2 separate regions of the Homo sapiens genome follow, and region 1 is linked to region 2. Evidence: read pairs that join two places in POLR2A ChIA-PET (ENCODE). Cell type or tissue: HepG2. All regions are shown on one strand. Each heading gives the region's core, and the rest is flanking DNA. Links, peaks and the distances in the headings are about the cores only.

Evidence for each region. ChIA-PET counts read pairs that join two places held together with the same protein. Peaks named below come from ENCODE experiments on the same cell type or tissue, not always from the same donor. Only the 100,000 strongest peaks of a DNase experiment are listed, where the experiment ranks them.
Region 1: POLR2A ChIA-PET joins it to region 2 with 17 read pairs; 5 of 35 experiments call an interaction of 5 or more read pairs at or near these places.

Annotation. Positions count from the first base shown.
Region 1 is chr15:41,560,389-41,576,635 of GRCh38, reverse strand. TYRO3 (TYRO3 protein tyrosine kinase) reads right to left here. Exons shown (of 19, transcript NM_006293.4): 2 at 15,326-15,509; 3 at 14,997-15,097; 4 at 13,918-14,088; 5 at 12,366-12,452; 6 at 11,495-11,610; 7 at 9,099-9,276; 8 at 8,274-8,419; 9 at 7,614-7,758; 10 at 6,480-6,609; 11 at 6,296-6,396; 12 at 5,937-6,032; 13 at 5,518-5,598; 14 at 4,949-5,041; 15 at 4,072-4,193; 3 more. Among named protein-coding and RNA genes, the nearest start is that of TYRO3, 9.3 kb to the right of the region's middle. RefSeq lists enhancers at 6,671-7,177, 7,686-8,191, 8,192-8,699, 11,513-12,199, 13,576-14,263. In HepG2, for the core only: a CTCF peak has its summit at 7,916; DNase peaks (open chromatin) are centred at 8,005, 8,605 and 9,947.
Region 2 is chr15:41,611,586-41,627,832 of GRCh38, reverse strand. It overlaps LOC105370791 (a long non-coding RNA gene), which reads left to right and starts at 6,378. Exons shown (of 4, transcript NR_188233.1): 1 at 6,378-6,766; 2 at 15,099-15,298. It also overlaps the pseudogene LOC124903614 and a transcript of MGA not described here. RefSeq lists a silencer at 6,338-6,397. In HepG2, for the core only: no CTCF peak of the experiment used is centred there; DNase peaks (open chromatin) are centred at 5,902 and 6,332; H3K4me3 peaks cover 1,306 bases.

The sequences.
Region 1 (16,247 bases), core at 3,438-11,437, 51 kb after region 2:
TGAATCAGGCCAGGTGCAGTAGCTCATGCCTGTAATCCCAGCACTTTGGGAGGCCGAAGCAGGTGGATCACTTGAGGTCAGGAGTTCGAGTCCAGCCTGGCCAACATGATGAAACCCCGTGTCTACTAAAAAATACAAAAATTGGTTGGGCAAGGTGGCACACACCTGTCATCCCAGCCCTTTGGGAGGCCAAGGTGGGCAGATCACCTGAGGTCGGGAGTTTGAGACCAGCCTGATCAACATGGAGAAACCCCGTCTCTACTAAAAATACAAAATTAGCTGGGCAGGGTGGTGCATGCCTGTAATCCCAGCTACTCAGGAGACTGAGGCACGAGAATCGCTTGAATCCAGGAGGTGGAAGTTGTGGTGAGCCAAGATTGTGCCATTGCACTCCAGCCTGGGCGACAAGAGCAAAACTCCATTTCAAAAAAAAGAAAAAGTCCTCACTATTCATATATAACTTTTGAGTATCTGGAAAAAGCTTCCAGCTCTCCTGCCAACAGGAATTAATTTTTTTTTTTTTTTTTTTTTGAGATGGAGTTTTGCTCTTGTTGCCCAGGCTGGAGTGCAATGGTGTGATCTCGGGTCACCAGAACCTCTGCCTCCCGGGTTCAAGTGATTCTCCTGCCTCAGCTTCCCAAGTAGCTGGCATTACAGGCATGCGCCACCACGCCCAGCTAATTTTGTATTTTTAATAGAGGCGGGGTTTCTCTATGTTGGTCAGGCTGGTCTGGAACTCCCGACCTCAGGAGATCCGCCTCCCAAAGCGCTGGGATTACGGGCGTGAGCCACCGTCCCCTGCCAGGAATGCTTTTTTACATACAATTTCAGGAACCTTATAAATTCCCTGAAGCCTATCACTCAGGATGCCCAAGGAATGCCTCAGGCTCAGGTGGAAAAATAACAAACCAAAAACCTAATGGAAAGACGCTGAGACCAAGTCCAATGAATGCAAATGCCTGACTCTCTTGCCTATGCCCATGACAAGAGCCCCAAGCACTGCCTCACACACCAGCACACCCCCAGCAGGGGCCACCAGTAATGGCAGTAATCATGCCAGACACTGAACAGGTCGTGGGAATGGGAATGGTCTGGGGCCGTGGGTACATGGCCAGACTGGGACACGTCCTCAAGGCTGTGCTAGGAGCCAACTGGCGCCTGTCCACCAGGCTGCCTGGGTGAGGCCAGTGCCTGCCCACTCTCCATTGACAGCACCAGCTCCAGCTGGGGAGGAGGCTGCGCTGGGGTCTGGTCCCCACTGCCCTTCAGAGCTTCTACAGCGCCAGATTAGAACTGAAGCAGGCTGCAGCCACAGGGAGATGTGAGCTTCCTGCCCCTTGCCATGCCCTGAGCTCTGCTGAATGAACAGGAGGGCCAGGGCCTGGCTTGTCTACTCAAGATTTCCCTCTCAGGTGTAGGTGAGTTACCCACAGCCCAGGCTCAGGGCACTTCAAACCCACTGTCCAAGGGAAGGACCCCACCATCAGGCTGAGCCTTCCTGTGCCTGTCCATGACCTCGGCCCTCTGGAAGTCCAATCCCAGAGCAAGAAATGGAGCAGATTCTTTCTCTGGTCACAGTGGCTCCCACTCCCCCTGGGGCTCATGAAAGGTCCTCTGGGCTGGGCGTGGTGGCTCACACCTGTAATCCCAGCATTTTGGGAGGCCAAGGCAGATGGATCCCTTGAGCCCAGGAGCGCAAGACCAGCTTGACAAATATGGCGGAGCCCTGTCTCTACAAAAATACAAAAATTAGCCGAGTGTGGTGGCACGTGCCTGTAGTCCCAGCTACTTGGAAGGCTGGGGAGGGAGGATCACTTGAGCCCAGGAGGTTGAGGCTGCAGTAAGCAGAGATCACGCCACTGCACTCCAGCCTGGGTGACAAAGCGAGACCCTGTCTCAAAAAACAAAACAAAAAATACTCACAAAAGGTTGTCTGAAGGCCTAGGGAGCCCTTGGCTTGGATGGAGTGGGAGTGTAAGACTAGAACAGACAAATCACAGTTGTTGTCATAAAGAGTTAAGAGTATATATTCTAAAACTACAGGGATCTAGGTTCAAATTCCAACTTATTCACTTACTAGCTCTGTGACGTTGGCCATGTTACTTAATCTCTCTAATCCTATTTTCTCATCTACAAAGTGGGGATAAATAATAGTCTTTTCCTCATAAGGTCAGAGGAAGATTACCTGAAAGAATGCCTAAATGCCCAGCTAATGTCAGTGACACTTCCCATTATCTTGTCACAGGGTCTGTTATCACTGTAGCAAAGTGGGTGGTATCATTGCCTGCCCAGTCCCGAGGGCTTTGGGCTTGCAGAAAGAAGAGGAGGCAGTTCCCTTCTTCCCAGGATCTCAGTTCTTTATCTTAGATTCCCAAGAGAGCTCAGCCTAGGAAGTTTTCTTAGACTAGCTGGGGTCTCCAGGACAAAGGTTGTATTCACTAGGGTAGAACAAATAAAATAAAATAAATACAAATTAAAAAAAGAAAAGGAATGACGGGTGGGAAGATGGCAGGGAAACCTCCCACACTGTTACTCAGCACTGTGCCTTCTGCTCTTGGGGTTCCTGGTTCTCCTTACAAACTGGAGAAAAGAGACTGATAGACAAAGGCTAAAGCAAGAAATCTGGGATGGGAAAGGGGGAAAGAAAGAAAACAGGGAGGTGGTAGATGAACAGTGAGTATGAGGTGGAGTGCAGCCTTCCAACTACAAGGATGTTTCTATCAAAAAACAAAGGTCCAGTTGAGGCAACTGTGGTGGCAGCCATCAGCCAAAACTCCAGATTCCCCTTTCCTTCCAGAGCCCCCTTCCCAGGATACTCACACGTCCTCCATACACTCCGGAGGCTGTTTCAGGCGGTTCCCGCCAATGAGGTAGTTGTAAATCTCAGCGTTTTCGATGCCAGCATATGGCGTCTGCCCACGTGTCATGATCTCCCACATGGTCACCCCGAACGCCCACTGGGACAGAATCGAGGTTGGGGGAGAAGCTGTCACTAGGTGTCCTGAGCCAGGCAGAGAGCCATGGCTCTGAGACAAGCACAACCTGGGGCTCAGGGCCTCATCAGGGGGCAACCAAACCCCAGAGAGCAGACTTGGCTAGGCCCTTAAGGATCCTAAAGGTCTGCTCTCACACTCGTCCCCACCAAGCTTCACGGGCCACCCTGCTCACCACGTCACTCTGCACAGTATACAGGTTGTCGGCCAGGCTCTCCAGGGCCAGCCACTTGACAGGCAGTTTGGAGGCACAGCCTTGACGATAGTAGTCCCCACTGTAGATCTTCCGGGAGAGTCCGAAGTCAGCCACACACACTGTCATGTCCTCTGCCAGCCTACAAGGGGCATTGAGGGAGAGAGTCAGCCTTCTGCCATGCTCACAGGCCCACAAGAGCCAGGACATCTTTGCATCTTTGCTCCCAAGCTACCCCCATGCATAGCAGATACTGTCCCAGGCAGGAGCCGACCATCAGCTAGCTCCTCTTGGCACCTGCTGCTGTCTCCCACCCTCGAGTCCTCCAGAATTCGTACATGCAATTCCGAGCAGCCAGGTCTCGGTGGATGAAGTTCCGAGAGCTCAGGTACTCCATGCCGCAGGCAATGTCCACCATGAACCGGATCAGGGTCTGGAGGGGTAGGTTCTAGTGGACAGACAGGCCAAGCTCAGGCTTAACCTGCCCACCCAGCTGGGGCAGGATGGATGGGGGTCCCTGGCCAGAAAGCCTGAAGGCTGTCCCCAGAATCACTGGAAGGAAGGAAGGGGATGGAGGGCCTTCCCAAGGCAAGGAAGCTTCGGCTAGCCTAAGAGGGAGCCTGGAAGACGAGACTCCCCCACCCTGGGGCTCCACAAGTCCCTCCCTCTAGAAAGGGCCCTTGCCCAGCCTATATTTCTCAGCAGGGTTTTGTGAGAGAAAAGAAAGCCTGCTAGATTAAAAGGATTCAAACTCAGACCCCTCCTACTCCCACCCAGCTCCATCAGCCCTACCCAGCAAGCCCCTCTCTGCCAGGGTCTCTATGCCTTTCCAGGCCCTGTGTTCCCACCCGTTTCCTCCTGGCCACCCCCACACCAGGTACTCACAAAGGGGTTCTCCCCAATCCGGGAGGCGAGCAGGAAGGCATGCAGGTCCCCATGCTTCATGAAGGGCAAGATGACCATGGGGATGGGGAGACGGCCTTTAGCCCTGCTCCGGAGGCTTACCCCTGGGACAAGGGAGAGTCAGGAGCTGAGCATAGAAGGGTCAAGGGGCAGTTCAGGTGTCTGCATAAGTCCCCACCTGCTGGGTCCCATCTCTAGCTCTGGCTCTGCTATTTATTTTTTATTTTTTCACAGGCTCCACACTGGTCTGGGGACTACCCAGGAGGGACTCTGGCTGCTCCCATATCCCTGGAGCATCTTCTGTCCCCTTCCTTTCCTTCTCTGTCCACACAAGCAGTCTTTGTTTTTTCTGAAACAGTATCTTGCTCTGTCATCTAGGCTGGAGTGCAGTGGCGCAATCACAGCTCACTGCAGCCTCAATGTTCTGGGCTCAAATGATCCTCCCACCTCAGCCTCCCGGGTAGCTGGACAAAGGTGCACACCACCACACCTAGCTAATTTTTGTATACGTGTGTGTGTGTGTATGTTTTTTGTTTTGTTTTTTTTTTTTAAATAGAGGTGGGCTGTTGCTATACTGCCCAGGCTAGTCTCAAACCCCTGGCCTCAAGCAATTCTCCCACCTCAGCCTCCCAAAGTGCTGAGGTTATAGGCATGAGCCACCACATCCAGCCACACAGTCTTCATGTGCAGACCTTTGGCACTCCTCACCTCAGATTTCTGCCAGGACCCTCCTTGCTATTTTGCCATCTATTTATTTACCAGATGAGTCCAAAAGTCTCTCCTATAGGCTGCCATCTCATATTGGTAGAGCATATTTTTAGCCCTATTCTCTATCTGCCTCCCCCAAAAATGGGCTCACCAACAAGTTTGGCCACGTGTGGATGGTCAAACTCCTTCATGCAAGCTGCTTCCCTGAGGAACTCTTCAATGTCGCTTGAGGCAATGATGTCAGCTAGGAGAAGGGGATGGGGAAGGAGGAAATAAAACAAGATGTGCCCCTAGTTTTGACCCAGGCCTCCTAGGTCTTGTCCTTCAGATGTCCTAGGCTTCCCAGGGAGCCCAGGAAACAGCCCAGCCATGAGCAGGAGAAACCCCCAAGGAGTGGTGATACTTAGCAACTTCTCCACTTGCTAATGCCTTCCCTTCCCTTTGGTTTGGGCAGCCCAGCAGGTCAACCAACCACAGCTGTAATCACCCAAGAGGGGACTCAGAGGACAGTCACTGCCGATGGCAGAGAGCAATGGCTGGGCATGAATATGTATGTTTGGGTTTATGCTTGTGAATTATTCGTGTGGTAAAGAGCATCCCAGTTAGTGCTGCCCAGCTCTTCTTGGAAAATCTAGGGGCAAAGCAGAGCCTGCTTCAGGGTCAGTCGCCCCTCTTACCCTTCCAAGTGATGCCCTCAGGCTACAGCTATCCCCCACTCACCTTTCAGCATCTTCACAGCCACTTTCACAAAGGAGCCATCCTCTTGCTTCAGCTGGGCCTCCCGCACTGAACCAAACTCTCCTAGGAACCAATCCAAGTAAGGGAGAGTCTCCTTGGCTCTCTGCTCCCTGCCAACCTTCCTCCCAAGTGACCCTCCATGGGAACACAGTCAGCAGACTCTGGGGCCAGTGGAGAAGGCACCCTTGCCAGTAGCCAAAGCAAGAGCATGCTGGGAGCAGCTCCTCAGCCCTCCCTGTCTCCAGCCACCATTCCCCACAAACATCCCACACTCAGGAGTCTACAAGCATATCTTGTTTACGGCAACCGACCCAAACCCACAGCCTCAAAGTGACAGGGGCAACCAAACACTTCCAGCTACAGCAAACCAGCCATGCCCATCCCCACACAGCCTCACATACCTTTGCCCAACATCCGGCCCAGGGTGAACTGCTGCTCTGGGATGAGCACATCCTCCAGTTTTTCCTTTAGTTCATCGCTGATGCCCAAGCTGTCCACTGTGGGGAAAGGGTTTGTGGGAAAGAGGGATCTCTGATTCCTGAGCCAAAACCCAGCCTCTTATACCCCAGACTCTGCCCTCAGAGCATAGAGATGAGCTTAGGTCTCCCACGGCTGGGGTGGTGAACTCCACACAGGCAGATTTGTGTGCCTGGGGCTCACTGATGTTCAGACATATCAGTCAAATTAATAATTTGGTAAAAGAATGCAGATGGGGCACAAGACAGCCCATTTGTCCTTCCCACGATCACCCACCACTCACATGTGGCCTCGATGCGCTCGGGCCTTTCTCGATTGAAGGACCGGGCTGCCCGGAAGTGAACGGCTGGCTCTCCCCGGGCCATGACACTGTCAAAGGCTTGCCTAAAGGAAAACCCAGGATTTGGGGTCAGCTCCAAGGTCTTTCATCATTACCTGCCTCTCCCTCCACATCCCCATCCCCTTACCCAAACCGCGTCTCTTTCCGTCTCTTTCGAAGCAGGATGAGGGCCAGGGCAGCAGCCGTCACCAGGGCCGTTAGCACACCAAGGACCACAGGTACCCAGGATGTGCGGCTGTGAGGAGGGCCCTGCTGGCCTGTGGGAGGGAGGTGCAGTGGCATGAGCTAGGATGACACCATGAGGTCCCTTCAGAACTTTCCCAGGATGGCCATCCAGCTGGTTCAAGGGGCTCCTCTAGGTCAATAAGGGTCCTGAGGGAAAGGGGCTCCAGAGGAATGCCTAAGAGTCCTTCCTACCTGGTCAGAGACAGGCCCTGGCTGTTGTGACCTAGAGGGTGACCATGGATTTCTATGCCAGTTCTGGGGCAGAGAGAGGAGAATGAGATATAGTTTGTTTGAGACACAGTCTTGTTCTGTTGCCCAGGCCAGAGTGCAGGGGCACAGTTGCAGCTCACTGCAGCCTCAACCTCCTGGGCTCAAGCAATCCTTCCACTTCAGCCTCCCAAGTAGCTGGGACTACAGGTGTGCAACATCACACCTGACTAATTTTTAAATTTTTTTGGTAAAGTCTCACTTTGCTGCCCAAGGTGGTCTCAAACTCCTAGACTCAAGCAATCCTTCCACCTCAGCCTCCCAAAGTTGTGGGATTATAGGTGTGAACCACCACTCCTGGCCTTATTTGTTTGTTTCTTTAGAGACAACAGACTCACTCTGTTGCCCAGGCTGGAGTGCAGTGGTGCAATCATAGCTCACTGCAGCCTCAAACACCTGGGCTCAAGCAATCCTCCTGCCTCAGCCTCTGGAGCAGCTGGGCTTAACAGGCATATGTCACTACACCAGGCTAATTGTTTTTTTTTTTTTTTTTTAATTTTTTTGTAGAGACAGAGTCTTGCTATGTTGCCAGAGCTGGTCTCAAACTGCCGGCCTCAAGCGATCCCTCAACCTCCCAAAATGTTGGGATTACAGGCATGAGCCACCATGCCCAGCCAAGATAGTTTAAACAGCCCTGGCCTCAACTTCTTCACTCTGTCTGTGGGTCTACTAGGAGGGGAGATGCTACTAGGCTCCTCCCATCAGTCTAGGTTGCCCTTGAAAACCTTGATCCCCTGAGCCTCTGCCCCTCTCCACCTACAAGCCTCACCTGCACGGTCATGAGAAGAGACCACCAGTGGCTGACTCCAGGGTCCACAGCCAACTGCATTGGAGACGCACACACGTACGATCAGGTCCTTTTGGGGATCCCAGCCTGTCAAATTGGCCCTGGTCCCCTCCACTGTCAGCTCATCCTGCAGCCAGGAAAAGCCCCCACCCCATAGTGAGCCTGGGGAGAAGGCCTCCAGCTGGGGCCTGAGGACAGAAAAAGGTCCAGCTGGGAACATGGGAGTATAGGGGCACTGTGGGTTCAGGGGCTGCAGGAACACAACCTTCTGGGAGTAATCACATTCCTGTTCCCGGCTGCAGGGGCCTCTCCAGAACACAAACAAGGCTCAGTCCCGGAATGCACAGGTGGGGGATGGGAGCGAACTGAGCTGGGGACAAAGCCTTATCTGTGCCCTCCCCCAGCTCAAGCAGGAATGTGCTTCCTGCTTTATTTACAAAGTGCACACAGGATGCAACCCTAACAGGAGACATAATCCTTTGAGAAGTGGAGCTTGCAGAGGAGGGTGAGGAGGAAAGGATTCCCTGGGGCTGCGGGAGACCCAGGCCCACCAAAGACAATCATTTTGAAATTCTTAAAGGCCTTAGAACCCTGAAGGCTTATACTCCAGGAGAGTGGAGAGAGGGGAGGGTTCTGTCTTACCTGGGTTCCATTGTCTTGAACCCAGGACAGTTTGTAGGGTCCCAGGGGGCCTTCCAAAGGGGCCTCGGGGATCACTTCTTCCCACTCCAAGATGAGGCCTGAATCTGTGCGGATGGCATGGAGGTTTTGGGGAGCGCTGGCTGGGGCTGCAGCCAAAGAGAGAAGATTGCTAAGACCCCTGCCCTTCCCACCATCATAATTCCATGCAGACCTTTGGAATCAACTCCCAAGAACTAAACAGCTCTGAGAGGCACAAACTGGGGAAGGGTTCACCTCCCAGCTCTGACTGCTCTCACCCACTGTGCTGGGGGAGGGGTAAGCAATGGGCAGGACAGGCAGCACCCCAGCTCGGCAGTGTTGCTCTTCATCACCATGGTTACTGCCTTTCTGCCTCACCCCTTACCACTCCCCTCTCACAGCTATGCCAGCCTCTTTGCAATTGCCAAGCAAGTTCCTGTCATAGGGTCTTTGCACTTGCTGTGCCTTCTTCCGGCAGTGATTTTCCCCCAGATATTTACATGGCTTCTTCTTTATCGTTCAGATCCCAGATCCTTCAGATCTTTATCCTTCAGACCTTTTTAGGGGGGGTTTCCTTAACCACCTGGGGACACTCTTTATCAACCACATTATCTGATCTTTTCCAGTTTGCTTATCTGTTCCACCTACAAGAACTACTTACAAGGTGGTATGTAGTTATATGCAGTAAATGTTTGCCGAATGATGCCTGAACCTCCATCTCTACCAGCACCATTCAGAACTCCAGCCAACACGGCCCCCTTCCCGGCTCCAGCCCTGCCCACCCGCTCTGCTCTATGCATCCCTTACCTAGACCCTTGGTCTGAAAGGGCACCCAGTCAGCATAGGGAGAGGGCCCCAAGGCATTGGCACAGCGCACCCTGAGGCTGTAGTTGGTGGCAGGCACCAGGTCCCGGAGCAGGCAGGTAAAGGGGGGCACAGGGACCACAACAGCCAGGACTTCCCAGCCTCCTGGGGCCTGTGTCACCTACAGAAAAGCAGAAAACTAATGATGTAGGGGAGAGCCTGTGAGAGATGGAAGATGGGATGGGTATAGTTATGGGTGCTTGAATGAATGCTTCCTCTATCAGCAAACACTTGCAACCCACGCCCTCCCATCTGCCCCCACCCCAATAATACACAGGGTTCCACATCTTCATACCTTTGCAAATGCTGTTCCTTTCACTTGGAATGACCTGCTCTTCCTAGCAAAGGCCTACTCATCCTTTAAGACTCAGTGCAAATATCACTTTCTTGGTGAAAGCCTTTCTCAACCACTCCAGAAAACTCTTGTCCTTTTGTACTTGGTACGAAACTCTTAGGGTATACTTACCACTTACTGTGCCTGTTTACATGCCACTCCAAAGTTCTAGAGCTTCTGAAGCTCAGAGAAAACTGGGAGCCTAGGGCACTATGAACCAGCCCTTCATCTTACATTTTGGGGGCCCAGGGCAAGAGTACAAAGAGATCCACGTACTATATGTCTAAATATTTAAACATTATAAATCAGCTAACAAACTATTAAATAGTTTCTCTCTTAATATTTTGACCAATAAACCTTCAAAACAACCTGGGAGATCAGGTTTGCATTTGTAACTCTCCAAATCCCTGGAGTCCCGAGTCAGAATGAGGAGGCACTGGAAGAGCTGGCCTGAAGCCAAGGTCTGCACCATGAGGGGCCTCATGTGCACAGGCGTGGACAATGCTGACTGCATATCCAAGCTCCATTCCCATCCCCCTCACGAATGGCTGCCCCTTGGGCTTAGAGGTGGTCATATCACACTGCGGTCCATCCTTGGGAAGATGGAACAGGGAAAAGGCCCACACAGACCCCAGAAGCAGACTCAGAACCATTAGGGCAAGAGATCCTGAATAGCTATAGTATAGTGTGGCAGTGAGGGGGTCCTTGCCATCTGGATGGGCATATCCTCTTGGCCCTGTAGGCTCTTTGCCCCGGGGAAAGGGGTGTGGCCAAAGGAGGGCCAGAGTAGGATCCTCTTTTTTTTTTTTTTTTTTTTTTTTTTTTTAATAGAGACAGGATCTTGCCCTGTCACTCACTCAGGCTGGAGTGCAGTGGCATGATCTCGGCTCACCGCAGGCTTGACTTCTCAGGCTCAAGTCATCCTCCCACTCTAGCCTCCTGAATAGTTAGAAGTACAGGCGCATGCCACTGTGCCTGGATAATTTTTGTATTTTTTGTAGAGAAAGGGTTTTGCCATGTTGCCCAGGCTGGTCTTGAACCCCCAGGCTCAAGCAATCCTCCCGTCTCCACCTCCCAAAGTGCTGGGATTACAGGCATAAGCCACTGTGCCCAACCTCAGTAGGGTTCTCTAAATGGTGGAGCCCAGAGCAGGGGCCCCTCCTGCCCAGGGGAACTGCCCAGAACAGTTTTGAAAGGTACTCATTAAATGGCCTTTGAGTAAACGGATGAAAATGAGCAAGCCTGCATTGCCTCTTGTTTTTAGTATCACCTTACACAGTTTTTCCACTCTCCAAGGCTTAGGGCCCCTTCTGGTCATCTTGTTCTCTTTGGCTTGAGTGGGGGTTGGGGGGTAAGGTGGAGCATGATAGGGTGAGTATCAGCAAAGGTTTGAGCTTTCACCTAAGTAAGAAAAACTCGTCTGGGTGTGCTGGTTCATGCCTGTAATACCAGCACTTTGGGAGGCTGAGGCAGGTAGATCACTTGAAGTCAGGAGTTTGAGATCAGGCTGGCTAATATGGTGAACTACTAGTCTCTACTAAAAATACAAAAAAAAAAAAAAAAAGTTAGCTGGGCGTGGTGGTGCATGACTGTAATCCTAATCCTAGCTGCTGGGGAGGCTGAGGCAGGAGAATCACTTGAACCCAGGAGGTGGAGGTTGCAGTGAGCCGAGATGGCACCACTGCACTCCAGCCTGGCCAACAGTGAGACCCTGTCTCAAAAAAAAAAAGAAAGAAAGAAAAACCTTCCAGGTACCCCAAATCTGTTCTAGTGATCTGCTTTCCAACCTTATGAATGCATGAGTTTGAGCCAATCTGCAAAGTCACTTAGTTGCCAGAGCACCCCATGATAAGAGACAGTGGCCTGTGTTCTTCCTGCTAAGGAGCAGAGCCTGAAAAGAGCTGCAGACCAAGCCCCCAGGAGCTGGCTAGTGAGTGTGATATCCCTGTCAACAAAGTGCTGGCCATGCAGCCAGAACGAGCATGGCCCGGCCCGGAGAGCCTACCTGAACTGTACAGGACTGTAGCAGAGCTCGGCCATCAGCACCTGGCATCCAGGCCACACTAGCGTTGCTGCTGGAAAGCTTTGTCACGGTGATGTTGAAGGGGGCTGCAGGCAGTGCTGTGGACGGGGACTCAGAATCAGTGCCCAGTAGGGATATGAGCAGAGGCAGCAGGAGGCATGGGAGTCAAGCCTTGAGTCTCTCTGAGGGTCCAGGGCATCCCCAACCTAAAGACGGCTACTCAGCACTCCCAGGATCACAGTAGTACACAAATAAGCAACCAGTAGGGCACAGCTGCTCACACCTGGGAGAGTGCCTGGGCTGTGGAGAGAGGTTGCCTCTCCCTGCCACGAAGGCCCTGTGTAACTGAGGAATAAGATGAGAGGGTATGTGGGGGCAGCACCTCAGGCTTGGGAGATACAAGGGAGAGACAGGCAGCTGCCCCTGCAGCCACAGCCTGGCTCCTGCAGACACCCTCTCCCTCCCCCTCTCTCTGTACACCAGCCCTCTGGTCTCCTCCATCCGGTACTAGGCTGTTTTCCCCACCCCCATCCCCTCAAAGGGAGGGGCAGAAACAAGGCTGGGCATGGGCCTTGACCATCTCCTGCTGCCTCCCTCCCTCCTTCCCTCCCTCCCAAGGACTCTGCTTCGTGATGGGAAATCTGCTGTGACGTCAGGATTCTATTCTCATCTCAGCCACGCAGGGTCTCAGGTGCTCCCACTAGGAATGGGAGCTATGCCAATTAACCCCTTGCTCCCTAGATCCCAGCAGGACCACAAGGGGAGCTGGAACACAGAATGATTCTAACTGCTGGACAGCTCGCTGGGAATGCCCCTGGCCTCATCCACCCTTCCTCCCTGCCAGCCCTCCTACCTTGAAGGTGAACAGTGGCTGTGCGAGAAGAGGCCAGGCCTTTTAGGTTGTGAGCTTCACAGGAAAACATGGTGCTCTGGGTCACCCCTGGGGCCAGAAAACCTCAGTCAGCTCCCCAAGCAGCAACCCCACTCAGTGCGGGACTGGGAAAGGGGAATACTCAGGCTCTGGTCTGAACATCCTTAAATCCCTCCTGCCAAAGGAAGGGGCTGGGCAGTGAGGTACGGTGAAATGAACAGGGACACTAGAGTCTGGTGAGCCTGGAGAGGGCTCTGTTTTCTCATCTCTCAAATGGGAGAATTGTGAGAATCAGGTAATGTGTGTCAAGTGCACGGCATGCTAAATAAGCCCTTGAGAAACGTTATACCACCCTCCCACCTCCATCCCATCTCCCACACACAGCACAAATTGCCCCCCTTTTCTGGTCACTCTTTTATTGCGCATACCAGAGTGAGCCCTTCTGTTTGCTCTGTGCCCCCTTGGGGTTGTTATTTGCAGACTCTCTGCCTTGCAGTAGTTCTCAGCTCTTTATGCACATGTCTTGTCTCCCCAGTTATACTCAGTTCTTTAGCTTCTATTTCCTTTGTATTCCCTCTGTCCCCTGTGGTGCCTAGCACAGTGTGGTGTGGAGTAGGAGTTCAGTGAGTGCTTATTATCAGGCTGCCTGCCTGAGGGTCCCAACCACGCACACCTGGAAGGAAGTGAACCCAACCTCCTCTCTAATCTGCTCCAACTCAGCGCCTCCTGAACAGGACCTGCACTTGCTTCCAAGAGGTCTCATAGTCCACCTCTTGTCAAGATTCAAATTGCTGGAGAACCTAGCTCAGCGCCCATTTCCCTGGCACCTTCCAGCACATGAGACCAAGCTCAGACTCCCATCTTTTTTGCCCAATTCAAGCCTCAACCAGAAACAAATAAGCAAGCCTTTGTTTCACAAATAAGCAAGCCTTACAAGCATGTGAGGGTATGTGCCCAAGAAACTTGGGGCCCAGGTGGGTGTGCAGGTGTGACTGTGCAGAGGTATGGACAGACACAGTTGTTTGAGAAAACGTGTGGAGGTTTCCCGGAAAGCGCCATTAGGGGAGGAGGCCCTGTATCTTTGTGCTAACCTCCCCCTACCCCTTCTCTCTCCCTCCTCTCCCCTCTCTGCAGCCTGAGAGTCTTGTCTTCTCAGTGTCTGCCAGATACTCCTCCCTAGTTCTGCGTGGGCTGGTTTCTGGCTCCTTTCCTTGGGAGGGGTGGGGGATGGGTGCCCCTGGTCTCATACAATTCATCTCTGAGGGCCAGCTGTGCATGGCCTGGACTGCTGTGAACCAAAGGTGGCCCCACACCCTCCTTAAGCACACACAGCAGGATCACCACTAATCAGCCCACCCAGCCAGCCTAGCACACCTGACTAATGAGCTTAGTAATGGTGCAGCTCACGTCCCCAGACACTGGGGCTTGCTCTGGACGCTCACAACCGCAAGCTCAGTGGCTGAAACTGCCAGCTTCAGTGCCCTCCAGGACCCAGCTCCTTCTCCACTCCCAGCCCCCTTCTGAGGCTGCTCACCTGTTACATTTAAAACAGATGGAGAGGGAGCGGGTCCCCCGATCTTCGTAGTTCCTCTCCACCAGACAATGGTAACAGGTTCAGGGGGACCCACAGCCTCACAAGACAGTTGGAAAGGGGCATTGGGTGGCACTGCCAGATCTTTTGGCTCCACTGTGAAAAATGGCACACCTAGGAGAGAAGGGGAGTGAGGAGTGAGCCCTGCCACCTCTTGGCTTCCTACTGTACAAATCACAAGTCTGTTTACATCTGAAGTCCTCCACGCAGAAGGTTCCCACAGGCCCCTTATGATTAGGTCAACAGCAGAACAGGCATCTAGCTTGAGAGGTAGGCGGTGCTTCTCTTTTTCAGGCTCCTTAGGAATTTTTTTTTTTTTTTTTTTTTTTTGAGATTGGTCGCGGGGAGGTCTCTCTATGTTGCCCAGGCTGGCCTGGAACTCCTGGGGGCTCAAGTGATCCTCTGGCCTTAGCCTCCGGAGTAGCTGGGACTACAGGCACACGCCACCATGCCTGGCACCTTAGACACATCTTCCATGCTGCCCCCTTAGGCATGGCAGATTTGGACAGCTCTTCTTGCAGTAAGAGAGGAGACTGGGGGTGGAGAGCTGGGAGAGGGGCATAAAACTCAGGGGAGTGGGTGAGAGCTTTAGCAGAGTTCTGCTGCCAGGCCCCAGCTCCCATTCAGGGCCCTTTGTTACTTTCTTAGTCACTTTGTTTTCCTGGGCTGAACAGCTCTGAGCTCCCGCAGCTGCAGAGCCTTCCTCCCCTCCCCCTGCTGGCCAGGCCACTTGGCAGAACAGGGTCCAGTCCCAGATGGATGCTTGAAGCTTGTTGCTCAAGCAACGGAAACAGACTGCACCCCACAGGTTGTGGATCCCAGTTGGTCCCTTGGTTCTCAGATACCCAACTCCAACTGGTAGGGTCTTCCGACATCTGGAGTGGGCCTACAGCCTGGACAACCAGGCCCCACAGAGCAGTGGGGCAGCCCAGCTTCTACTGAGTTCTCCGCTGCAGAGGTATAGTCACCAGCAGACAGCACGTGCTCCAGGCCAACACGCCCATATGGCTCTGCCTCCTCACCTTCTACCGTGAGCCACACTGGCTGGGAGATCTCGGTTTCACCCCCATCCTCCACCTGGCACCAGTACCGGCCGGCGTCAGAGCGCTCCACTGACTTCAGGCTGTGGAAACAGGATACGAGGCTTGCTTCCGAGGGCAAGGGCGGCAGCTCTGCTGGGCAAACTTGATGAGTTCAGCCTGCCCCCACTTCTGGAAGGTCCCACAGGTAGCCAAATAAAAAAACCACAGACCTCTGGGCATCAGGAGAGGGCCCCAGCTCCCAATCCCCAAGGAAAGAGCATAGCCTGCCCCCTGGCTGGCAGCCCACACCTTCCCCCACAGGCCTGCACCTGAGGAAGCCGATCCAGTGCTGCTCGCTGACTGGGATGTACAACTGGTCCAAGTTCTGGACCACAGCCCCATCCTTCACCCACTGGATGTCAGGCTCCTCCATCCCCTCCACACTGCAGTTGAGCTTCACCGGCTGCCCCTGAGACACTGTCAGCTTCACCGGGGCTCCCATGAGCTTCAGACCTGAGGGGTGGGAAGGAACATGTGTCAGCCTTGAGAGGGACTCTGTCTCTGTAAACAGTTCCCATTCTCTTCTAGAAGGTAGCTTCTGTGTCAGACAGAGGGCTCTTTCTCAGCCAAAGTCAAGGAAGCAGAGGTAGGACAGTGTGGAAGGGAAGGTCGCTGGACCTGGGCGAAGGGAAGGGGCATGGCAAGCTCTCCAAGTTCCCTCCGGCTCTAAGGACCTCTTCCCCATGTCCTCCTTCTGAGCCCAGACAGCAAAAGGAAGGCAGGCTGGGCTGAAACGATGGGAGTTACCCTACTGGGGCAGGCACTGCTCTAGGAATGACTGCTGCACCCAACTAGTGCAACAGGCTGCCAGCTCTCCACCCAAGGTGTCAGCCCAGACCCTGAATTGCTGCCAGCACCCTCTGCACCCAACCTTACCAAATGGAGCAGGGCTGAAGAAGGAAAGGAGGGGGTGCTCCCCTGAAGTGGAGAACATATGGCTGCAAAACCACGTCAGATCAAACACATGGCAGCCTTCCTGGCAGCCATCCACTCTATTAATACCTGAATGTGGGCAGGGGCGAGTGCTAGGAAGGTGGGAGGCAGAAGGGAGGGCTGGGGCCCTGAGCAGGGAGCCTAAGACCCCTGAGCCACTGCCACATTAACAGGGGCCACTCTTTGGAACTTGCGTGCGAGCGCGCGCGCGCGCGCGCACACACACACACACACACACACACACACACACACATACAC
Region 2 (16,247 bases), core at 3,136-11,135:
TAAAACAGAGTCCTAAAACAGCTTAAAGACTGTTAAAATAAGCTATATGGTACTAACGCCTTTAATTCCTTTCTACAATTAGCCCTTCAGGCAACTTCGTCATTATTTTTCCTTGATTATAATATCCACTATCCTTTTTCTGTATTATTAGGCTTGTCAATGTATTACTTATTATAAATGCTACTGGTAGACATGTGTAGAATATCAACAGATATTTACTTTTATATTGCAAGTAACAAATTTTATTAATATTAGCTATAGAAAAGCAAACATTTAAAAACAAAACTGACAGCCAAGTGATCAAGGTCACATCAATAGTGACAATCATGTTGATACTAAGTACTCTAACCCCAGTCTAATGATGAAAAAAGCATCAAATCCCAATTGAGTAACATGCTACAGAAAACCTGACTGGTATTCCTCAAAAGTGTCAAGGTCATCAAAAATAAGGAAAGTGTGAGAAACTATCATAGCCAAGAGGATCCTAAGGAGACATGACTACAAAAAGTACTGTGTTATCTTGGATGGAATAGTGAAACAAGAAAGTGACATTAGATAAAAAGGAAATCTGAATAAACTATGGACTTTCGTTAATAATAATGTATCATTATTGGTTCCTTAATTATAATAGGCTGGGTGTGGTGGCTCACACCTGTAATCCCAACAGTTTGGGAGGCCAAGGAGAGCAGATCACTTGAGCTCAGGAGACCAACCTGGGAAACATGATGAAACTCCATCTCTACCAAAAATACAAAAAAATTAGCTGGATGTGGTGGTGCACGCCTGTAATCCCAGCTACTTGGGTGGCTGAGACACGAGAATCACCTGTTATTCCAGCTACTCAGGAGGCTGAAGTGGGAGGATCACTTGAACCCAGGAGGCAGAGGCTGCAGTAAGCAGAGATAGTGCCATTTGCGCTCCAGCCTGGGTGACAGAGAGAGACTCCATCTCAAAAACTAAAATAAATTATTTTAATTATAGTAAATATACTATACTAACATAAGATTTTAATAATGGGAAAAGCTGGAAGGGAAGCTAGGTATATGAAAACTCTCTTTGTAGTCTGCAATTTTTCTATAAATCTAAAACTTTTAAAAAATAGTTTTTTTAGGCCGGGCACAGTGGCTCACGCCTGTAATCCCAGCACTTTGGGAAGCCAAGGCGGGTGGATCTCCTGAGGTCGGGAGTTCAAGACCAGCCTGACCAATGTGGAGAAAGTCCGTTTCTACTAAAAATACAAAAATTAGCCGGGCGTGATGGCGCATGCCTGTAATCCTAGCTACTCAGGAGGCTGAGGCAGGAGAATCACTTGAACCCGGGAGGCAGAGATTGCAGTGAGGTGAGATAGCACCATTGCACTCTAGCCTGGGCAACAAGAGTAAAACTCCGTCTAAAAAAATTTTAAAAAAAAAAGTTTTTTTAGAGTCAAGTGTGCAGCTGCAGTCACAGCTACTTGGGAGGCTAAGACAAGAAGATCCCTTGAGCCCAGTAGTTTGAGACCAGCCTGTGCAACATGGAAAGACCACTTGTCAAAAAAAAAAAAAAAAGAGGAAAATAGTTTTTTCTAATCCAATTCATCCAAAATCCTACTGCTTAAAAATGTCACCATTAGCTTACGTTTGATATTTATCTTTTTAGACTTCTATATACAGTAATTCTCCTCTTATCCCCACAGGATACATTCCAAGATCCCCCAGTGTATGTCTAAAACCTAGGAAAGTATTGAACCCTATACACAGTGTTTTTTCCTATACTTACATACTTACCTATAATAAAGTTTAATTTATAAATTAGGCACAGTGAGAGATTAAAAACTAATAAAATATTACAATATACTATAATAAAAGTTATGTAAATGTGATCTCTCAAAATATTTTCAGACCACAGTTGACAGCAGATAACTGAAACTGAAACCATGGATAAGGGAGAAGTACTATAAAGGGATATATACAGGTATATTTCTACAAAAATGTGATCACATAATTTTGTAATCTGCTTTGTTCACTTATCACATGCTTTCCAAGTCATTAATAGAGATCTATATCATGTTTACCAGGTACAAAGTACCCCCCTCTATAAAGGCACCGTATTTATTTATTTTTATTTTTATTTATTTATTTTTTGGGACACACACTCTGTCGCCCAGGCTGGAGTGCAGTGGCACAATCATGGCTCACTGTAGCCTTGACCTTCTGGGTTCAAGTGATTCTCCTGCCTCAGCCTCCTGAGTAGCTAGGACTATAGGCATGTGCCACCACACCAAGCTGATTTTTGTATTTCTCGTAGAGACAAGGTTTTGCTGTGTTGACCAGGCTGGTCTCAAACACTCTCCAAGGAGCAAGCGTTTAGTGTGTGCCTGCTGAGTGACTTTGTAAAGATTCAAAAAAAAAAAAAACTCCCGGCCTCAAGGAATCCTCCTGTATCAGCCTTGTTCAATTTTTTTTTTCTCACAATTTGCCAGGCTTTGCTGATTACTGGATCTCCTAAACTTAAAAAAATTGGCTGGCACATAGTAAACACTCAATAAATACAAATGAATACTAAATAAATAAATTTGTCTTTTAACTTTATCATGTTTCTGCCAACTAGACAGATGTTTTTTGTAATAACTGTATCAATCTTTGTCATCTTTGTCTTTATGGATTTGCCTCGACAGTCATGCTTAGTAGAACAGCTCCTTTCTCTTTTGTTGAGCCTGGGTCTCACTCTGTTGGCCAATCTGGAGTGCAGTGACACGTCACAGCTCATTGCAGCCTCGAACTCCTGAGGTCAAGTGATCTTCCCATCTCAGCCTCCTGAGTAGCTGTGACAACAGGGATGTGCCACCACACCAAGCTAATTCTGAAATTTTTTTGTACAGATGGGGTCTCACTCTGTTACCCAGGCTGGTCTTGAATTCCTGGGTTTGAGCAATCCTCCCACCTGGGCCTCCCAAAGTGCTGGGATTATAGACATGAGCCACGTGCCTGGCCTCATTCTATTTCAAGACTGGAAAACTGTTTTCCCAGTTTTTTAAAGTAGTAATTTTCTGATTTCACGTTTTATATTTTAATATTTAATTTGGGCCAGGAGCAGTGGCTCACTCCTGTAATCCCAGCACTTTAGGAGGCCGAGATGGGAAGAAAACCTGAAGTGAGGAGTTCCAGACCAGCCTGGCCAACATGGTGAAACCCCGTCTCTACTAAAAATACAAAAATTATCAGCCAGGTGCGGTGGCTCACGCCACCCACCGAGCACTTTGGGAGGCCAAGGCGGGCAGATCATGAGGTCAGCAGCTCGAGACCAGCCTGGCCAATATAGTGAAACCCCGTCTCTACTAAAAATACAAAAATTAGCTAGGTGTGGTGGCAGGCATACTCTGCCTGTAGTCCCAGCTACCTGGACCCTATCTCTACTAAAAATACAAAAATTAGCTAGGCGTGGTGGCGGCGGCATAGTCTGCCTGTAGTCCCAGCTACTTGAGAGGCTGAGGCAGAAGAATCACTTGAAACTGGGATGCGGAAGTTGCAGTGAGCTGAGATCGCACCACTGTACTCCAGCCTGGGCGACAGAGCAGGACTCCATCTCAAAAAATAAAATTAAAAAAAAAAAAATACAAAAATTACCTGGGTGTGGTGGCCTGCACCTATAATCCCAGCTACTTGGGAGGCTGAGGCAGGAGAACTGCTTGAATCCAAGAAGCAGAGGTTGCAGTAAGCCGAGATCATGCCACTGCACTCCAGCCTGGGCCACAGAGTGAGACCCTCAAAAAAAAAAAAAATTTAATTTGCTGGGCTCGGTGGCTCACGCCTATAATCCTAGCACTTCAGAAGGCCAAGGCTGGAGGATCACCTGAGGTCAGGAATTCCAGACCAGCATGGCCAACACGGTGAAACCCCGCCTCAACTAAAATTACAAAAATTAGCCAGGTGTAGTGGGAGACACCTGTAATCCCAGCTACTCGGGAGTCTGAGGCAGGAGAATTGCTTGAACCCAGAAGGCAGAGGTTGTGGTGAGCACCACTGCACTCCAGCCTGGGGGACAAGCCCGAAACTCCCTCTCAAAAAAAAAAAAAAAATATATATATATATATAAATAATTCACCTAGATTCTTTTTTTTTTTTTGGAGACGGAGTTTCGCTCTTGTTGCCCAGGCTGGAGTGCAATGGCGCGATCTCCACTCACCGCAACCTCCGCCTCCCCGGTTCAAGCATCCCAAGTGGCTATGATTACAGGCATGCATCGCCACACCCGGCTAATTTTGTATTTTTAGTCGAGACGGGGTTTTTCCATGTTGGTCAGGCTAGTCTCGAACTCCCGACCTCAGGTGATCCACCCGCCTCCGCCTCCCAAAGTGCTGGGATTACAGGCGTGAGCCACCACACCCGGCAATTTTATTTAAATTTTAAGGTAGAAATCCCATTTTTTCTCCAAACAGTTGATTGTTCCAATATAATTTTGGAACACCTTCCCTACTCATATAAAATACCATCTTTATAACACTAACCTTATATATTTCTAGATTATTCTGTTTCACTACTCTTGTGTTCCAGGGTTGCTACTTATATTTTGATTATCATAGCTTTATTTGTATATTCTCTAGTACAAGTCCTTTCCTCATTCTTCTCTTCCAAGAAGTTTCTTAATTTCTAGGTTTACTTTTTCAAATGAATTTTAAAACCATTTGGCAAATTTTCAAAAGGAAATCTGGTTGGAATCATGTAAAACTGCCAGCCATATCTCTCTGTTGCTATTTTCCTCAGTGGTAAAACGGAGATAACAGTACTTACCTCGTAGGTTTGTTATGAGAACTAAATGAATTAAATACAGTAGAAAGTATTTAGAACACCAAGCCAGAAAGATAACTATTATAATTACTCAAAAGTGACAGCTATTATGATTGCTCAATAAATGTTTTCCAGATGTGTTCGCACAAAATTCGAAGACTCTTTTTAAGATAAATCAAAAGGTATAATAAAACATAAGCAGTGGTATGGAAAACATACAATTTATACTTTTCTTCACCAATGGCTTGACCCTTCTTTGGTGAAATGACGAGCTAGAACTGGGAGGAGAGACCAAGAAAAATACCAAAGGCTGGTGGGTACCAGGTCTCTAAAATTTTACAAAGATAGCCCACCAAGTGGAAACGAAGACTTCTAGGCCCTTCTAGGCAGCGTTATGGGGGATCAGCATTTCCCTTTTAAATACTATTTCCCCATCTCCGCAGTTATGACAATAGTAGTTACCTTTTGATTTCCTCCCAGAAAATACATAGGGATTAGATGTCTAAAAGACAATATTTTTCGAATGAGGTCGTGGGCCCCTATAAAGTATAAATGGGAATGATAAAGATAGACAGACATGCCCAGAATATTATAACAAATTACCTCCACCAGGTTTCCCACATCATTGTAATGATTGAGAGGGGAGTGGCTGTGGGGTTTTTTTTGGCGGGGTGGCGGTTGTCTCATTATAATTTTTAAGAATTTGTTAAATTATTTTATCTGCATGAAATTGAGGTGAGGAAGTCAGAGGCCGTATGAGGGACCTTAAAAGGTGATCTCCTCTACCGAGCTGAATGAGAAATGGAAGCCGAGGGTGGCAAGATGAAACTAGCCAAAGGCCTGGACCCCAGGCCTCCGAATTCCCAGATCTCGGCTCATCCCAGTACACCACACAGCTTCTCACCGACGCTTGCCACGCTTCGATGTGGGAGGAGTAAAAACAGGCAATCCGACCGCAGCAAAGACGCTGGAAAACCACAGGCCGGCGCAGTCGAAGGCACGTGACCCGCCACGCCCCCCACCCTCCCCCTACCCCGCGCCAGCAGCACGCGCTGCCAACCTCGTCATGTGACCTTCACGCGGCCCCAGCACTCCCCCTGCTTGGCGACTCTTTCCAGCAGCCATTTTGCTGAGAACTTGTCGTCTGTGCTCACCGCGGAGCAGGACGCCACGAAAAGCCGCGGCCAGAATTTACAGGCCGCACACGCGCTTCGAAAGACCGCTCAGGCCGTCAGGGCCCGGTCGAACCTCAGTGAACACGTCGCACCCCGGGGCGCCGGGGAAAGCTGTGGGTGCGCCTCGGCCTGAGATTGGCTGTGGCGTCCACGTGACGCCTCAGCGCCCCCCCGCCCCCGCCACCCTCTCCTTCCCCCCAACGCACAAAAACACCCAGACTCTTAACACTTCGCGCCAAGAACACGCCACCAGGCGCGTGGGGACGGGCGTAGCGCGTGGCAAGCAAGGCGCCTGCGCATACCTGCCGGGGCCGACCGCAACCGACCCACGCGCCGCTCCGCTCGCGGGTCCCGGAATCCTCGCGCTGCTGGACCACCCGGCTAGTCATTGGCTGCCAGTTCGGGTCACGTGCTGGTCGCAAGCCCGCCCCTACCCGCTAATCACCTGGCACCGAGCTCGAAGCGGCGCCGAGTCGTTCGCACGCGGAGAGGGAGGGTAGTTAGAGGGCCATCCTTTTCTGCCGTTATGGATTTAAACCCATAAAGAGGAAACGAGAAACCAGAGGCTCAAAGCTAAGGAAGCTCGCACCTACCGGCTTAACTTCGCACGCCTCTCCAGGAGCCGGGAACCATCGCCCTTGGGCGCTCCCCGATGCACGCCGGGATACGCCTGGCGCCCCTCGGTGTGCTGCAGAGCATGCCGGGAAAGGCACCTCTCCCGATCTCCTGGCGCTCACCTCCCGGGCGTTCCTTTCGTGTCCCCTTGAAAGCCCGGTCCTTGGGCTTGGAATGAGACGGTTTGGGTAATTATGGGAGTGTGGCGAGGTATACCAGGCACTTTCAGCCCCTCCTCTCCCACTTGTTTGATCTGTGTGGTCTTGGGGAAACCGTTTAACCTTTCTCCACGGAGCAAGCGTTTAGTGTGTGCCTGCTGAGTGACTTTGTAAAGATTCAGGAAAAAAAAAAAAAACAGCAAGGGTATTTGCCTGCAAATGAACTGCAGCCCTTTCCTGGCCAGTGAAAAAGAATGCTAATTTAAATGCAACTTACCAGGAGCCCCACTTGAGGGTGGAAATGGCACTTAGAATTTCCCTTGGGATAGAAGATGAGACCTTTCTTGCTAAACTTATTGCTACTGTTGGGGAAAGTAGGGGTGGTAAGAGCAAGAGGCGTTTTAAAGGAGGCGGGGACATGTCTATCACAGTTGCTGGTTCCACCTCGTACGAAATATGGTATATTGGAAACGAGAAAAAAAAAAAAACACCGTCTCCTAACTCAGAAAAAGTGGTCATGCATCAGAACCAATTAACTTTGTAACATATTCACAAACTGCCCTTCAGGCCAAAACCTAATGAAATCCCCACTTAAAACAATTCACACCTTTTCTGCTTTGAACTCCATTCTTCAGCTTTGCCGGATTTTAGAACGATTTCATCAATTCTTAAAGAGATGATTAAGCTTGAAGAACTTGACTAGCGATGGTCAAGCTCAAGAGCTCTTATTTATAGATTAAAAATTAAATGTATTCATTTATAATGTGGTTATCAAGCCAAAATATAGTTTGGGGCACCCTTTTCTAATTTCAAGGTACTCCATAAGCCTAATTATCAGAAAATTATTCCCTGACTAGAAAACCAAAAGAAAGGGTATTAGATGATCATACGTAATAAAAAGCATTAAATTGTAAGCATATGATGTTACACTTGAAGTTTATAAAACATTCCAATATTCTTCATTATATATAATCCTTACAACAACTCAGAGAAAAGTGCTATACTAGTAGTATCATTTTCTGAGTCAGTCTTGAGTGGGAATCTGGAAAAATATATCTTAACACGTTCTTCAGGTAATTGTTATGCACAACTGGGTTTGGGACCTATTGGCTATAGTGGAAAGAACCCAAGGTTTGAAGTCAGACAGATCCATGTCAACTTGCAGCTCTTTTTCTTCCTGCACTCTGATTGTGGTGAACAGGTTTTTGAACTTTTTTTTTTTTTTTTTTTTTTTGAGACCGAGTCTCTGTTGCCCAGGCTAGATTACAAAGGCGTGATCTCAGCTCACTGCAACCTCCATCTCCCGGGTTCAGGCGATTCTGGTGTCTCATCCTCCTGAGTAGCTGGGATTATAGGCGCCTGCTACCATGCCTGGCAATTTTTGTATTTTTAGTAGAGATGGGGTTTCATTCACCATATTGGCCAGGATGGTCTCGAACTTCCGACCTCAGGTGATCTGCCTGCCTAGGCTTCCCAAAATGCTGGGATTACTGGCGTGAGCCACCACGCCTGCCCGTTTTTGAACTTTTTGATTTTCAGTTCCTTTGACTGCAAATTGAGGCCAGTTTGGATTGTCTTTGTTTTTTTGTTTTTTTGTTTTTTTGTTTGTTTGTTTGCTTTTTAGACAGAGTCTCACTCTCTTGCCCAGGCTGGAGTGCAATGGTGCAATCTCGTCTCACTGCAACCTCCGCCTCCTGGGTTCAAACAATTCTCCTGCCTCAGCCTCCAGAGTAGCTGGGATTACAGGCGCACACCACGTCGCCTGGCTAATTTTTATTTTTAGTAGAGACAGGGTTTCACCATGTTGGCCAGGCTGGTCTCGAACTCCTGACCTCATGATCCGCCCGCCTCGGCCTCCCAAAGTGCTGGGATTACAAGCGTGAGCCACTGTACCTGGCTTGTGTGTGTGTGTGTGTGTGTGTGTGTGTGTGTGTGTGTGTTTTGAGATGGAGTTTCACTCTGGTTGCCCAGGCTGGAGTGCAATGGCGCAGTCACAGCTCACTGCAACCTCCGACTCCCGGGTTCAAGGGATTCTCCTTTGTCAGCTTCCCAAGTAGTTGGGATTACAGGCATGAGCTACCACGCCCGGCCTGGATTGTCTTTGGATTGTCATAATGATTCTCAGATCAAAATATTTAGAACACCTGTCATAATCCCTGATAAATATGATGAACTCTATGAATGTGAGTGCTCGTTAGTGGTAAGGTTGCATTCAAACTAGCACCCTGTACTCTGTGCAATACAGCACATTGTTGAATCTTTTTTCTCCACTATTCTGTTTCTCCCCTAGACAGTGCTAGAGGAACACTAACAGATTCGTGTACCACAGATCTTTTTTGGAATCCTTGGTGACTACTGCCCATCTGTTGGTATATATATTTACATTGTCTCCCACCTTCATTTCATTTTTTTTCTTAACATGTTAAAATGCTGAGCTGTAGACATTATTGCAGTAAAATAATGCTGATAGACGATTAGAGAGGGCACCTGTGCCTGAACTTCAAGGAGACTAAAAATTTTTATATGAATATCTCAAAGTAAAGACACCTCAAAACTCGCTCTTCACTTATATAACAATATTTCGGATGCTGTCTTCCTGGCCTCCTTCCAGTGGTTCCATAGAACCTCTACTAGCTTCATCATTTACCCTTAAAAAAGGGAGGGATTCGCTTAGGCAGAACTTCCCATAGACATCTGAAACTCAGCATTTCCAAAGCCAAGCTAATTATCCGTCCCTTCACCACTACACACAAGTACTACAGCATTCCTCTACATGGGTAGTATCACCACCATTCCAGTAACTTTGCCAGGCTACAAAACCTGTGTGAACCCGGGAGGCGGACCTTGCAGTGAGCTGAGATGGTGCCACTGCACTCCAGCCTGGGCGACAGAGCGAGACTCCATCTCAAAATAAATAAATAAATAAATAAATAAATAAATAAATAAATAAATAAAATAAATAAAAATTAAAAAATCTGTGTATGGTGTGAGGTAGGGGTTGAGATTCATTTATTTCATAATGATGTCAAGTTGATCCAACACTGTTTGTTGAACATTATTTTCCCTCTTTGAAGTACCTTGACATCTGTATTAGTTGTCTGTTACTGTATAACAAATTACCTCTAAAATTTAGCAGCTTAAAACAACAAATACTTATTACCTCATTGTTTTTGTGGTTAAGGAATCTGGGCACAGCATACCAGGTTGCCAGTGGCTCAGAGTGTCTCAAGAGGTTCCAGTCAAGCTGTTGGCCAGGGTTGTAGTCTCAACTGAAGGCTTGACTCAACGTGAGGGGAGTCTGCTTCCAAGCTCCTTTGTGCTTCTTGGCAGGCCTTGGTTCCCTGCCCCATAGGCCTCTCCACAGGCCTACCTTACAACATGGCAGCTAGCTTTACTGATAGTAAACAATCCAAGAGAGATACAGTTACCCCAAAATGTAAGCCATAGTCTCTTTTAAACCTAACTCTAGTAGTGACATCCTCTGACACCTATCAGCCCACACTCAAGAGAGATTACATATGGATGTGAATACCTGGAGGTAGGAATCATGATATTCAATGCCACGTAATCTCTATTGAGTGTGACCTGATAGATTAGGGTCCATCATTAGAGGCTGGTCCATCATAACACCTTTGTCAAAAATCAATTGTCTATATATGTTTGGGTCTATTTCTAGGTTGTATTCTGTTCAACTGACCTAATTTGTCCATTTACTACTGCTATGCTGCCTTAATTTCTGTAACTATAATATGTCTTGAGGTCGGTAGTATAGGTCCTTCAACTTATCTTTTTCAAAACTGTTTTGGCTATTCCAGGCTGCAATGCAGTGGCATGAACATGGCTCACTGCAGCCTGGACCTTGCAGGCTGAAGGAATCCTTCCACCTCAGCCTCCCAAGTAGCTAGGGTTATGCACCACCACACCTGGCTAATTTTTGAAGTTTTTTTATGGAGACAGGAGTCTCACCATGTTGCCCAGGCTAGTCTCAAACTCCTAGGCTCAAGCAATCCTCCTGCCTTGACCTTCTAAATTGCTGAGATTACAGGCGTGAGCCACTGCACTTGGCCCTTGCATTTTCATGTAAATTTTAGAATTGGCTCATCAACTTCTATGAAAATTAGGATTTTTAGTGGAATGGCATTGGATCTATAGATCAATTCATGAATAATTAATATTTTAATATTGAGACTTCTGAGTCATTAACATGTAGTCACAATACATATATCTAACAAAGGACAAAAATCCACAATATATTAAGAACCCTGTAATAGGCCAGGTGCGGTGGCTCACACCTGTAATCCCAGCAATTTGGGAGGCCGAGGCAGGTGGTCACCTGAGGTCAGGAGTTCGAGACCAGCCTGGCCAACATGGTGAAATCCCCTCTCTACTAAAAATACAGGAAAATGGCCAGGTGCAGTGGCTCACGCCTATAATCCCAGCACTTTGGGAGGCCGAGGCAGGTGGATCTCCTGAGGTCAGGAGTTCAAGACCAGTCTGGCCAACCTGGTGAAACCCGGTCTCTACTAAAAATACAAAAATTAGCTGGGCATGTTGGCAAGCACCTGTAATCCCAGCTACTCTGGAGGCTGAGGCAGGAGAATCTCTTGAACCCGGGAGGCGGAGGTTGCAGTGAGCCAAGATTGCGCCATTGCACTCCAGCCTGGGGGACAAGAGTGAGACTTCCTCTAAAACAAAAAAAAAAAACAACAACAACAACAAGAAAAACTAGCCGGGCGTGGTGGCAGGAGCCTATAATCCCAGTTACAAGAGAGGCTGAGCAGGAGAATCACTCAAACCTGGGAGGCAGAGGTTGCAATGATCTGAGATCGTGCCACTGCACTCCAGCCTGGGCGACAGTGAGACTCTGTCTTAAAAAAAATAAATAAATAAAAAACCCTGTAATAATAATAAAACAAAAATCCAATTTTTTTTTTTTTTTTGGAGACAGGGTTTCACTCTGTCACCCAGGCTGGAGGGCAGTTGCAAGATCACAGCTGCTTAGCTCACTGCAGCCTCAACCTCCTGGGCTCAAGTAATCCTCCCACCTCAGCCTCCCACTTACTAGGGAGTAAGTGGGACTACAGGCATGCAGCACCACCCCGGCTAATTTTTTGTATTTTTTGTAGAGATAGGGTTTGGCCATGTTGCCCAGGCTGACCAATATATTTTTCTCATTTTTTTTTCTTTTTTTCAGACAGATTCTTGCTCTGTCACCCAGGCTGGAGTGCAGTGGCACAATCTCGGCTTACTGCAACCTCTGCTTCCCAGATTCAAGCGATTCTCCTGCCTCAGCCTCCCTAGTAGCTGGGATTACAGGCTCCTGCTACCACGCCTGGCTAATTTTTGTATTTTTAGTAGAGACAGGGGTTTCACCTTGTTGGTCAGGCTGGTCTCGAACTCCTGCCTTCAGGTTGATCCACCTGTCTCTGCCTCCCAAAGTTCTGAGATTATAGGCATGAGCCACCACACCCAGCCCACAGGCCTTTTTTTCTTTTTCTTTTTCTTTTTTTTTTTCAGATGGAGTCTCGCTCTGTCACCCATGCTGGAGTGCAGTGGTGCGATCTCAGCTCACTGCAACCTCTGCCTCCTGGGTTCAAGAGATTCTCCTGCCTCAGCCTCCTGAGTAGCTGGGACTACAGGCGTGTGCCACTCCACCTGGCTAATTTTTTGTATTTTTAGTAGAGACAGGGTTTCACCATGTTAGCCAGGATGGTTTTGATCTCCTGACCTGATGATCCACCTGCCTCGGCCTCCCAAAGTTCTGGGATTACAGGCATGAGTCACTGCGCCTGGCCCCCTTTTTGTCTTATTATATATTTTGCTCTACGTATTCAGAGAAACTTCTCTAGTAACAAACTATAGAAATGATTCCTGAAAGTGTAGTCTTGGCCAATATATATATTTTTTTAAAGAATTCAATTGGCTTTATTGCAGTTTTGTTTTTTGAGTTTTTTGGTTTTGTTTTTTTTTTTTTTGAGAGACGGAATTTCGTTCTTGTTGCCCAGGCTGGAGTGCAATGGCACGATCTCAGCTCACCGCAATCTCCACTTCCGAGGTTCAAGCGATTCTCCTGCTTCAGCCTCCCTAGTAGCTGGGATTACAGGCATGTGCCACCACGCCAGGCTAATTTTATATTTTTAGTAGAGACAGGGTTTCTCCATGTTGGTCAGGCTGGTCTCGAACTCCTGATCTCAGGTGATCCGCCCGCTTCGGCCTCCCAAAGTGCTGGGATTACAGGCATGAGCCACCATGCCCAGCCTGTTGCAGTTCTAGAATCAGGAAATAATTCATTCCATAAAACAGAAAGTGTTCAATGGCCAATATTTTTTAAATGAGTAAACGAACTGACATTTTACCAAAGAAAATCTACAAGTGGTCAATAAACATATGAAACATGCATAACACCACCAGTTATTAGGGAAATACAAATTAAAACCACAAAGAGATACCAGTTCACATCCTCTACAATGTCTAAAATTAACAAGACTGACAAGGTCAGACGTGGTGGCTCATGCCTATAATTCCAGCACTTTGGGAGGCCAATGCGGACAAATCACCTGAGGTCAGGAGGTCGAGACCAACCTGGCCAACATGGTAAAACCCCGTCTCTACTAAAAATACAAAAGTTAGCCAGGTGTGGTGGTGGGCACCTATAATCCCAGCTACAGAGGCTGAGGCAGGAGAATCACTTGAACCCAGGAGGCGGAGGTTGCAGTGAGCCAAGATTACACCATTGCACTCCAGCCTGGGCAACAAGAGCAAGACTCCATCTCAAAAATAAATAAATAAATAATAAAAAGACTGACAATAACAAGTGTTGGCTAGGATTTGTAGCAACTAAAACTCTCATACATTGCTGCTGGGAGTATAAACTGCTACAATTCGGCCTAGGCAACATAGTGAGACCCCATCTCTACAAAAAAATTTAAAAATTAGCCAGGAGTGGTGGTGTGCACCTGTGATCCCAGCTACTTGGGAGGCTGAAGTCGAAGGATCTCTTGAGCCTAGGAGATTCAGGCTGCAGTGAGGTAGGATTGCACTGCTTTACTTCATCCTAGACAACAGAGTGAAAGCCCATCTCTATTAAAAAATCGTACAATTGGTCAGACGCAGTGACTCACACCTGTAATCCCAGCACTTTGGGAGGGTGAGGCGGGTGGATCACCAGAGGTCAGGAGTTCGAGACCAGCCTGGTCAACATGGCAAAACCTTGTCTCTACTAAAAAATACAAAAATTAGCCAGGCGTGATGGCAGGCGCCTATAATCCCAGCTACTCAGGAGGCTGAGGCAGGAGAATCACTTGCACCCGGGGGAAAGAGTTTGCAGTGAGCCAAGATCACGCCACTTTATTCCAGCCTGGATGAAAAGCAAAACTCCATCAAAAAAAAAAAAAAAGAAAAGGGTACAACCCTTTGGATAACAGCTTGACAATTGTTTATAAATTTAACATATACTTACTCTATCACCTAGCAATTTAACTCCTAGGTATTTACTCAAGAGAAATGAAAACATATATCCACAAAAAACTTTGTATCTTTCTTTGAGACAGAGTCTCACTCTGTTGCCCAGGCTGGAATGCGGTAGCGTGATCACAGCTCATTGCACTCTCAACCTCCAGGATCAAGCAATCCTCCAGCCTCAGCCTCCCAAGTAGCTGTGACTACAGGTGTGCGCCACCACATCCAGCTAAAATTTCTTTTATTTTTAGTAGAGACAAGGTATTGCTATGTTGCTCAGACTGGTCTGGAACTCCTGAGCTCAAACAATACACCCACCTCGGCCTCCCAAAATGCTAGGATTACAGGCCTGGGCCACTGTGCCCAGCACACAAAAAACTATTGTATTAAAAATTTTATAACAGCTTTATTCATAATAACCAAAAACTAGAAACAACTCAAATGTCCATCAACAGATAAATAAGTAAACAAATTGATTATCAATGGACTATATTCAGCAATAAAAAAAAGAATGGAGTTCTGGAGTTTGTCAATAAAAAGGAATGAACTGCTGATATATCAACAATATAGTTGAATGGCTGGGTGCAGTGGCTCAGGCCTGTAATCCCAACACTTTGGGAGGCTGAGGTGGAAGTATCACTTGAGCCCAGGAGTTCAAGACCAACCTGGGCAACATAGTGAAACCCCCCAGCCATCTCTATTTAAAAAAAAAAAAAAGGAAAAAACAATATAGATGAATCTCAAAACACATAATAAGCAAAAAAAGCCAGACATATATTAAAACACAGTGTATGATTCCATTCTGTAGGACATTCTAGAACAGACAAAATTAATCTATGATGTGGTGGAATAAAGATGGCCCATCTTTGTCACTCTCCCCACTGAAAAGTGGAATTTATTTTTCCATCCCCTTGAATTTCTTCTAGGCTCATGCCTGCTTTGGTCAGTAGAATACAGCTGAAGTGATGTTGTACCAGTTTTGCGTCTGGTCTTTACAAGCACTGGTAGCTTCAACTTTCTCCTTCTTGGTACTCACCCACCATGTTGTAAGGAAACCCAAACAGCCACGTGGAAGACAGTTCTAGTTGAGCTCCCAGCCCAGAGCCTATCCCAACTCTCCAGCCATGTAAGTGAAGTGAATTCTCCAGCCCCAGTCAAGCTACCCCAGGTGACCCACAAAGCAGACAAATTGATTCCACTAAACCATGACCAAATTGCAAAATCATGAGCAAATAAATGATTTTTATTCTTTTTTTTTTTTTTTTTTTTTTGAGACAGAGTCTCGCGCCGCCCAGGCTAGAGTGCAATGGCGCGATCTCAGCTCACTGCAACCTCCACCTCTTGGGTTCAAACGATTGTCCTCCCTCAGCCTCCCGAGTAGCTGGGATTACAGGCGCCTGCCACCACGCCCAGCTAATTTTTGTATTTTTAATAGAGACAGGGTTTCGCCACGTTGGCCAGGCTGGTCTTGAAGTCCTGACCTCGTGTTCCACCCACCTCGGCCTCCCAAAGTGCTGGGATCATAGGCATGAGCTACCGCGCCCAGCCAATGATTTTTATTCTTTTAAGCCACTGGGTTTTGGGGTGACAAAACGATCTACAGATACAACAATCTATAACCAAAACATACGGGAGTAGAAATCACAACAATATTACCTGTGGGAAGAGGCAGAATCAACGACAAAGGGGCACAAGAGGACTTAGAGGTGACAGAAATGTTCTGTATCAGCTAGGCACAGTGGCTCACACCTGTAATCCCAGCATTTTGGGAGGCTGAGGCTGGAGGATCACATAAGCCCAGGGGTCTGAGACCAGACTGGATGACATAGTGAGACCTCATCTCTGCAAAAAATAAAATTAGCTGGGTGTGGTGGCACACACCTGTAGTCCCAGCTACTGGGGAGGCTAAGGTGGGAGGATAACTTGAATCCAGGAGGTTGAGGCTACAGTGAGCTGAGATCATACCACTGCACCCCAGCCTGGGCAACACAGTTAGACCCTGTCTCAAAAAAAAAAAAGGTTATCTATCTTGATTAGGGTAATGGTTATACAAATGTATGCATTTATCAAAACTC